Linked DNA regions of Homo sapiens: all the other regions are linked to region 2. Evidence: chromatin contacts called from ENCODE Hi-C or POLR2A ChIA-PET data. All regions are on one chromosome and are shown on one strand. Each heading gives the region's core, a stretch centred on a gene start or an enhancer-like site at or near the end of the contact. The rest is flanking DNA. Distances are from core to core; before and after follow the strand shown.

The links. A loop is a pair of places that touch in the nucleus more often than their neighbours do. ChIA-PET counts read pairs that join two places held with the same protein, here RNA polymerase II (POLR2A). Pooled maps may share reads with other maps.
Region 1: a map of gastrocnemius medialis shows a loop between it and region 2 (4-fold over the local background). The contact joins the enhancer-like site here to the promoter of EIF4A2 in region 2. A Hi-C loop is called at or near these places in 1 of 168 maps with a recorded cell type or tissue (gastrocnemius medialis) and 2 of 50 pooled maps.
Region 3: a loop to region 2 is called in a pooled map, with 2.9 times the contacts of the local background. The contact joins the enhancer-like site here to the promoter of EIF4A2 in region 2. A Hi-C loop is called at or near these places in 1 of 168 maps with a recorded cell type or tissue (B cell), 3 of 37 single-sample maps with no recorded cell type and 5 of 50 pooled maps. POLR2A ChIA-PET finds 5 or more read pairs at or near these places in 2 of 52 experiments (H1 and activated naive CD4-positive, alpha-beta T cell).

The regions. Positions count from the first base shown.
Region 1 is chr3:187,718,602-187,721,384 of GRCh38, forward strand. The region is part of intron 2 of LOC100131635 (hCG1645011-like); the gene reads left to right. It overlaps BCL6 (BCL6 transcription repressor), which reads right to left. Exons shown (of 10, transcript NM_001706.5): 10 at 2,780-2,783. Among named protein-coding and RNA genes, the nearest start is that of RTP2, 17 kb to the left of the region's middle. Within about 2 kb of position 1,475, at least 5 of the 41 ENCODE cell types and tissues checked have a DNase peak (open chromatin) inside an H3K27ac peak, as active enhancers do; they include gastrocnemius medialis, where a contact is called at or near this core.
Region 2 is chr3:186,782,151-186,784,850 of GRCh38, forward strand. It overlaps EIF4A2 (eukaryotic translation initiation factor 4A2), which reads left to right and starts at 1,427. Exons shown (of 11, transcript NM_001967.4): 1 at 1,427-1,489; 2 at 2,282-2,327; 3 at 2,414-2,546. The coding sequence starts at 1,461. SNORD2 (small nucleolar RNA, C/D box 2) reads left to right here and starts at 2,646; the gene lies at 2,646-2,700. RefSeq lists an enhancer at 2,103-2,332.
Region 3 is chr3:186,240,589-186,243,361 of GRCh38, forward strand. DGKG (diacylglycerol kinase gamma) reads right to left here. Exons shown (of 25, transcript NM_001346.3): 20 at 1,916-1,980. Among named protein-coding and RNA genes, the nearest start is that of DGKG, 120 kb to the right of the region's middle. RefSeq lists an enhancer at 1,666-1,715. Within about 2 kb of position 1,428, at least 18 of the 41 ENCODE cell types and tissues checked have a DNase peak (open chromatin) inside an H3K27ac peak, as active enhancers do.

The DNA of each region.
Region 1 (2,783 bases), core at 225-2,724, 940 kb after region 2:
GGGTTCAAGCAATTCTCCTGCCTCAGCCTCCCTAGTAGCTGGGATTACAGGCATGCGCTACCACGCCTGACTAATTTTTGTATTTTTAGTAGAGACGGGGTTTCGCCATGTTGGCCAGGCTGGTCTCGAACTCCTGACCTCAAGTCATCCATCTGCCTCGGCCTCCCAAAGTGCTGGGATTACAGGGGTGAGCCACCGTGACCAGCCTTATTATTAATTATTACTATGAGTGAGACAGAGAGAGAAAATGGAAACCCAGATTTCAAAGGGAATAGCTCATTTCTCCAAGAAGCCTGAGGCCTAACAATTGAATTGAACTGATTAAAGTTCTAATGACAACCACTGTGCGAACTCAGCCTACCCGGACACCTTTAGCTGCGGGACCTTGGACTAGTTCCTCCTTCCATTTCCCCATGTCTAAAACGGAACATTTGTAACCAGGCATGGTGGTGGCCCCTGTAGTCCCAGCTACTCTGGAGGCTGAGGCAAGAGGATTGCTTGAGCTCAGGAGTTCAAGTGAGCTATGATGGTGCCATTGCCGCACCCCAGCCTGAGTGACAGAGCAAGACTCCATCTCTAAGAAAAATAAAATAATAAATAAATAAATAAATAAATATTAAAAATTAAAATGGAACATTTGCCTCTGGTTTTCCTTCCCTTAGGGTTGTGTAAAGAGCAGGAGCCTGTTCTCCACTCTCCACCCCAGGCTCTGGGCGGCAGTAGGAAAGTGCCTTCAGCCCTCCTGCCTCAATCCTTTCATGGGTCAGGTGCAAGATTTGAGCTAGGTGATCTTACCACCCCATCCCTTCCAACTACTAAATAGCTCTGCATAATTCTAACCACCCCTTCCCTTCCAACTACTAAATAGCTCTGCATAATTCTAACCACCCCGCTTCTCTGGGATTACCCCTTACACATCCTCATCACACTGATCCTCAGAAACCTATCCTCTAAAAATCCCACAATGTAGAACACCACGCATGTTCCATGTATGGGTGAAAAGCTGCATTTACATCTTGCTTTTTAGTAAACATTTTATATTCCCTTTGCCCTGGCTTATCTGCTTAGAGACTTTTCTTTTTAGTTATTATTGATTGTCAATTGGCTGCAGTTACTCACTCTTTGATCTTCCCTTTTGTTTAAATGGCCACCCACACTATCTGCCCTCGCCCCTCCATCTCTCTATTAAACAGTAATGAAATGCAAACAAACTTGGAGGTACTCTGGGAGCAAAGGGACCCTGGGGCCAGCTTCCCTTAGGCCTGTGAATTGTCATTCCTGAAGCTGTCTGTTTTGTAAGTTCTCCTGCCAAGTTTCTATGGGAGCAGAGGGATCATTTTCTCCCTTTTCAAAGAGCAGGGTGAGTTGAGGCCTCGAGCTGGCAAGTCCTTTAAAGTCATTTTCAAAGGAAACCTGAGCTGAAAGGCCATGCAGCTGGCAGAGGGTGCTGTGCCTTTCTGAGGCTCTCTGTGGGGTGCTGGGTGGTCAGCTCCCATGGCTTCCCAGCACGTGCTCGGAGCCTGCTGCAAAGGCACTGCCAAGGGACACGGCTGCCCAACAAGTGGGCCCATGGCCCTGGGGACAGGCTCAACTCCACATGCTCTCCCCACTGCCACCCAGGAACAGGAAGGGGGGTGTGCAGGCTTCTCCTCTGGGCCAGTGACCAGAACCACACTTGTCCTCACTGTTCTCAGGTCAAACTTGATCCTTGGCGTTTTTTGAGGTAAAATAAAACTAGGTGCAAAGCAAGCTAGGGTGAACTTACATCTGAATCAGGGAATCATAAATGGTGTAGTTCACTCTCATGGACAGGTTGGAAAGGGGACCCAGAGGGAAAGTGCTTGTCCCAAGTCACACTGGAGGAGGTGGCTGAGTTCTGCCGCAGGGCTCTTGGGACAGAGCACCTCTGCAGGGATGGAGGTTTGCTTGGCCACTAACCATTCATAAAGCTTCTGAGTCTGCAGATGTCTGCCAATCACCCAGCAGACACCAAAAAGCCCCAGATGCACTCAGGCTGAGAAATATATGTCTGGGGCCACATGCCTTCATACTGCCCCATGAGCCGAGGAGAGAGAAATTGTTCGTGAAGCCAGAAAGCAAGATGGGCCTTCTCACTTCCAAAACTGGGCAAACTGAGGTTCAGAGGAAGAAGAGATGCCTATCTATGTGTCAGCAGAGCTAGGAGGGAAGTCATTAAATGCTTAGCCTAGGCCGGGCATAGTGGCTCACACCTGTAATCCAAACACTTTGAGAGGCTGAGGCAGGCAGATCACCTGAGGTCAGGAGTTCGAGACCAGCCTGGCCCACATGGCAAAACCCCTTCTCTATTAAAAGTACAAAAAATTAGCTGGGCATGGTGGCGTGCACCTGTAATGCCAGCTACTTGGGAGGCTGAGGCAGGAGAATCACTGGAACCCAGGAGGCGGAGGTTGCAGTAAGCTGAGATCCGAGTCTCTGTCTCAAAAAACAACAAAACAAAACAAAACAAAACAAAAGTGCTTAGCCTAGAGCTGAGTGGGAGGTCCTTCCAAAATCTCCCACCTGAGCTCTTCAGAAAGGGCCTGGAGTCCGCAGTCCCTCCTGGTGCTGGGATCCAAATGTGCGTTCATGCCAAGGTACCAGGAACCTAGCCTCATCTCAAAAGACGCTCGTTTTTGAGAATGCAGCAGCCAGCAGCCCCTTCCCTCCAAGAGCTTTTTCCACTAGGTTAGGAGCTGAGGGAGTCAGACGCAGGCCAGGCCCCATTCCAACGCAAGAAAAGCCCTCCAGACCAAGCCAGTTTG
Region 2 (2,700 bases), core at 177-2,676:
CTGACGACCATCATTCTCAGAAAATATCTGGCATCACCTCAAATCTGGATTTCGAACATTACAGAGGGATGAATGAGGAGCAGTACCACTGGACTGAGGGCCTGGCCCACTTTGCCATCTTGGTATTCTTAATCTTTGTCCTAGTTCCTGGCACGATAAGAATTTTCAAATAAATAAATAATTTTTGTATTAAAAAAGTAGTATTTAGAACCGAATATCTTCTATAATATAGAAAATTGAGTCAGCTTTCCCAGTAATGATTCTTTAAGTTGGCCTTCTGAAATATGAGAAAATGTTACCCTGATAGTCTCGATGATATTTTGCACCATGGGTAGGGTTGTATTTTAAAGTTAAATGACTACATATATTGTTTTTTGTTTTTGTCGAGAGACCTGAGATGGGGCTAATTGAAAACGTCTGGAGCTTAAAGACCCGTGCAGTTTACGCAGCAAGGATATTATTGCTCTGAATTTCAATAAATCAACATTTCACTATATATCGGCAAAGTCTACAGCCTTTAAAAAATGACCAATATAGACGGAATCAAAACCGATGTAGTCCCAAAGCGGCACAGAGCTGTATCTGCCAAAGCGTCCATTTAAATTCGTGCGTTCCAAGGAAAATTACTGCTTAGTTTCTATCCATTTGCAAAAGTTTATGATTTTTTTCAGGCATTCCTCACACCTGTTAGGTTAAAATCAGTAACACTCTTAAAAAGAAAGCGAGAGACCGGAAATGATATGAGAATAGAATTGGCCACTCCAGAGACATCTGCAAATGACACTCCATTTTTCCTTCTCGCGCTGCAAAATGTACCGGTAAACCGGACTTCCCGGGACTCGCTGGGTGGCCGACATTTTCCCTAGCAGGAATTTTACGTTTCCAAGATCTGAATGGATGTTAACGGTCGGGCTAAATGCCAGGCAGGTCTTCATTGTGGAATTAAACAGCGGTGGGAGCAAGCGGAATAACCGAGTTCCCCTCCCGCACCTGAGTGCCGGCAGCGAGCCGCGAGCCGGGACCTGTCACCCGCGGGAAGCCCCGGCCGCCCGACGAACAGCATCTCCGGTTTCCGCCTCCGGCTCCGGCGCGGCTCCCCCGGCCCGCCTCTGCGTCAGGGACGCGGAAACCCCGTAGGAGCAGGGCGGGCGGGGAAAGCGAGGTTTAACTAACTCCGCAGCTATATTCTTCCGCCGCGAGGTAAAGAGTCCCAACCCAACCCCGGGCCCTAGGATTTCCAGCGACCCTGTAATATCGAGAAATTACCACATTTGGGTTTTTCTACCAACTTGCTTAGGATTTTATCCGAGGTAACGACCCCAGGATCACAATTTTGTAGCTGACCGAAGCACGGCGAGAAAATTCCTCCGCAAGAAACGGGTTCCGGCCACGAGCCTATAAAAAACGGGTGGTTGGGCGCCGCTGTCTTTTCAGTCGGGCGCTGAGTGGTTTTTCGGATCATGTCTGGTGGCTCCGCGGATTATAACAGGTATGCAGTCTGTTGGCGGTCGCGGTCTGTAGTGAAGGTCATAGGGCGCCAGGGGAGATGATAGTGGATGGCACGGAGGCAAAAACTCTAAATTAATGGACGTTTTCTTAGGGTACAGCACTCCTGTGCCCTTCCAGAAGCTTCCATGATGGGTAGGGCCCGGATTGTGGGGAGATAGGACGGTGGTGCGAAAGCAGTGGCTAAAGGGCGTTTTTCCTCTCTAAGACATTACGAAACTTCGGCTGCTTTCCTTCCCAGTGTAGAGCACGGGAAACATGGAGTAAAAAGCCGTGGCGCAGTCCGAGTTCGGTACACTGTAACCAGGACCCGAAGCTTTATTTTCGGTCATCCACACGAGTTGGGGGAGGGTCCTAGGCTTTACTTGGGGAAGGGTTGGAGGCAGCGGTCTCCACTCGGCCACGGCGCGGAGGCGACGGGACAGGACCGGTGCCGGTGAACCGTTGGCATCGCCCTCGCCAGGCCGCTCCGCCCGCGTCAATCACCCGGCTTGCGCATTGTTGGGGGCGGAGTTCGGCGCTCCGAGCTCTCGCGAGACGCTCCGCAGTTGAAACGGGATCGCCATGCGCTCGGGCCTGGGGGGCTGCCTTTCCGGGCATCCGCAGGCCCCAACCTTTAGGGAAGGCGCACAGTGTGGATATTCGCCCTGAGGCTGCTGCTTTAGCTTGTGCAGGGGAGGCTAACGTGCTGAGACGGGTTGCAAAGGGCTATGCGCTTAAGGTGCAGTTGAGGTGGCCTGGAAGGGGTGTCTGACTGCAGTATTCTTGTCAGCAGAGAACATGGCGGCCCAGAGGGAATGGACCCCGATGGTGTCATCGAGGTAAGAAACGGTTGTGGATCTTGAAGCTTTGGAAAGGTGAGTGTGTTCATCTCATTTATGCGTGCATTATTTTTTCTAACTTACAGAGCAACTGGAATGAGATTGTTGATAACTTTGATGATATGAATTTAAAGGAGTCTCTCCTTCGTGGCATCTATGCTTACGGTTTTGAGAAGCCTTCCGCTATTCAGCAGAGAGCTATTATTCCCTGTATTAAAGGTAAAAGAAACTGGCATTTTTAGGAAATTGTTCTACATAGACATGAACCATAAAAGGGAAAGTAACCTCTGGGGGACTAGCACCTGTTTGTATTCCTTAAAGTGAAATGATGGCAATCATCTTTCGGGACTGACCTGAAATGAAGAGAATACTC
Region 3 (2,773 bases), core at 178-2,677, 540 kb before region 2:
CACTTGAGGTCAGGAGTTCGAGACCAGCCTGGCCAACATGGTGAAACACTGTCTCTACTAAAAATACAAAAATCAGCTGGGTGTGGTAGTGGGTGCCTGTAATCCCAGCTACTTGGGAGGCTGAGACGGAAGAATTGTTTGAACCCAGGAGGTGGAAGTTGCAGTGAGCCAAGATCGCGCCACTGCACTCCAGGCTGAGCAACAGAGCGAAACTCCATGAAAAAAAAAAAAAAAAGATACTTGTGTGAAAAGAGGACCTTAAAAGCCTGAGGAATGGGTTGAAGAGGAGTACTTTTTAAAAAAGTGGTTTGTGTGTATCTGGGAGTGCAAAAGACCGTTAGAGGAGATCATCTGAACTGTAAGTTTGTGACTATAGTATCAGGGGCTGGAAGTACACGTGTTCCTAGTGTGCAGTGAGTGTGTATAGTCTGTGTGTGTGAGAGCAAGAAGATGCTGTGGCAGGATGCACTTCCTAAAAGGTTCGTTCAGCTGCTATCGGATCCCACAGATCGCTCTTTCTGAAGCTATAGTGTTCAGTTTCTGACCTCTAAAAAGACCTCCTTCTTCTTGGTTGACTTCTCAGGCTGTGGGGTCAGGACAAAGAGTAGGAATGAAAATGGCCAGTGATGAAAATGATGGGTCCTGGGCTTTAAATGAATGTCTTCAATGAACACTCTAACCTCTCTTTTAAGGACAATTCTTGCTTGTAATCCCAGCACTTTGGGAGGCCGAGGAGGACGGGTCACTTGAGGTCAGGAGTTTGAGACCAGCCTGGTGAACATAGTGAAACCCCATCTCTACTAAAAATACAAAAGTTAGCCAGGCATGATGGTGCACGCCTGTAGTCCCAGCTACTCAGGAGGCTGAGGCAGGAGAATCGCTTGAACCTGGGAGGAGGAGGTTGCAGTGAGACAAGATCACGCCACTGCACTCTGGCCTGGGTGACAGAGTGAGATTCCATCTCAAAAATAAATAAATAAATAAATAAATAAAAAGACAATTCTGTGGGCTAAATAAAAGTCAACACCTTTAGGCTCAAAAACAAAGTCCAAATCATTATCCATTCTTCTCCCAACCTACCTAGGGTTGGGGTGGGAACAGTGTCTGAAATAGTGGTCATCTTGAAATAGTACAACAAAGAAAAAGAAAGAAAGAATGAAAATTGACTAATGAGAAGATACAGACAAAGAAGGAAAGAGGGAGAAAGGGGTAGCTATACGTCAGTCACAACTAAGTTCTGGCAAATTTCATCCTACAAGGAAGAAGGGTTTGCTTTCTCTTGCAAATGATCTGGTTTCCTCTTTCCTTTCATTTTTGAACCTAACTTGGTGACTTCACAGAGTGCCCAGGCTGAGGCTGGGACTTAGTGGGTTCCGGGTCTCCAGCCTTTGCAGGTACCTCTCTGCTGCTGCCCTCTGCTGTCGGGGGAGGCAAAGGAGACACCCTTCTGGTCCTCCTGGTCCAAGTCCCGGAGCTGCCACCTCCTCCCATTTGAGACCGACAGAAGCTAGGGTCTCTTCCAGCCTCCCTGCTCTTCCCCAAAAGAATCATGAGGGGCTGGGGTTGGAGGCGCTGTACTTGGAAGCAGCAGAGACTCAGGACGGGGGTTCCAGTTAGACAAGGGCAGACGCCCTCCCACCTCCTCCCCTGCAAAAGCAGGCCCTTCATACCCACCTCCTGCCCTCCAGCCCTGCCCTCTGCACAGATCCTTTGGGAGAGGACAGGCAGTTAGCCTGCGCCAAGTTTCTGACACTTTTTTTTTTCTTGGAAATGGAAACCCTCCTTCCGGCAAGTGGCAGGAAGGCCAAGTCCCCAGCGGCCCTGGCTGGGAAAATTTCCAGAGAGCAGGTGAAAGGCCTCTGTTCCGCCAGGGCCACACTGGGTGGGTGGCAGCGCAGCCGGGCCTGCAGCTTACCTGCTGTTGAATTTTTCAGGATGTTTCTCTCTCATCACATGGAATCTGTGTGCAATGGAAGCGTCCTGAAAGTGAAAGAGACAAAGCAGATCCTTGGTGAGTGGTCATGACAGTGCAGTGCGGAGGGAAGGGACGCACGCATGCACTCGCTGAGTCATGCCAACCCTGGGACTCTATCTATCGCATGGTGGGGCTCCAGGTCACATCCGCGGAGCCAACAGAGGCTCAACACTGCCTCCAGGGGGATGAGCTAGCACCACCAATACTCTTACAGCCTATGCCAGTTGACTCTGGAGTCCTTGCTATTTCACTCTAGCCCGGACCCGCTGAGAACAGATAGATAGTTCAGGGGTGAGTGAAGGGGAAAGCCTTTGCCCTCTGGGGAGACTGAGAGTCTGTGAGCAGTTAGAGATCAGGAGCCTGTGTCTGGGGCTGAGCATGAGTCTCTGGAAATGACTTTCCATACTAGTTCTTTTTAAAATAGTTTTTATTTTGGAATATTTTGACTCACAATTAAGTTGCAAAAATAGCATAGAGTTCCTAGGTCCCGTTCACTCAGCTTCCCCCAATGATAACATTTTATATAACTATAGGATATTGTCAAAACCAGAAACCTGACATTGGTAGATGCTATTAGATATTAAGTCTTAACCATCCACACCAATAGAAATAATTAGTGGCACTGGATAACATGCTTACTAGATAATAAAACAAAATTAAACTCTGGCTTCTGCTTCTTGATCACTTCACTCGAAGGACTCCCTCCAAGGCCAATAAGAGTCATTATTACATCATGTGGACACTGCCCTCCTATTAGCACATCCCTTTGCCACACTAGCGGCCCCCTGCACTCCAGCA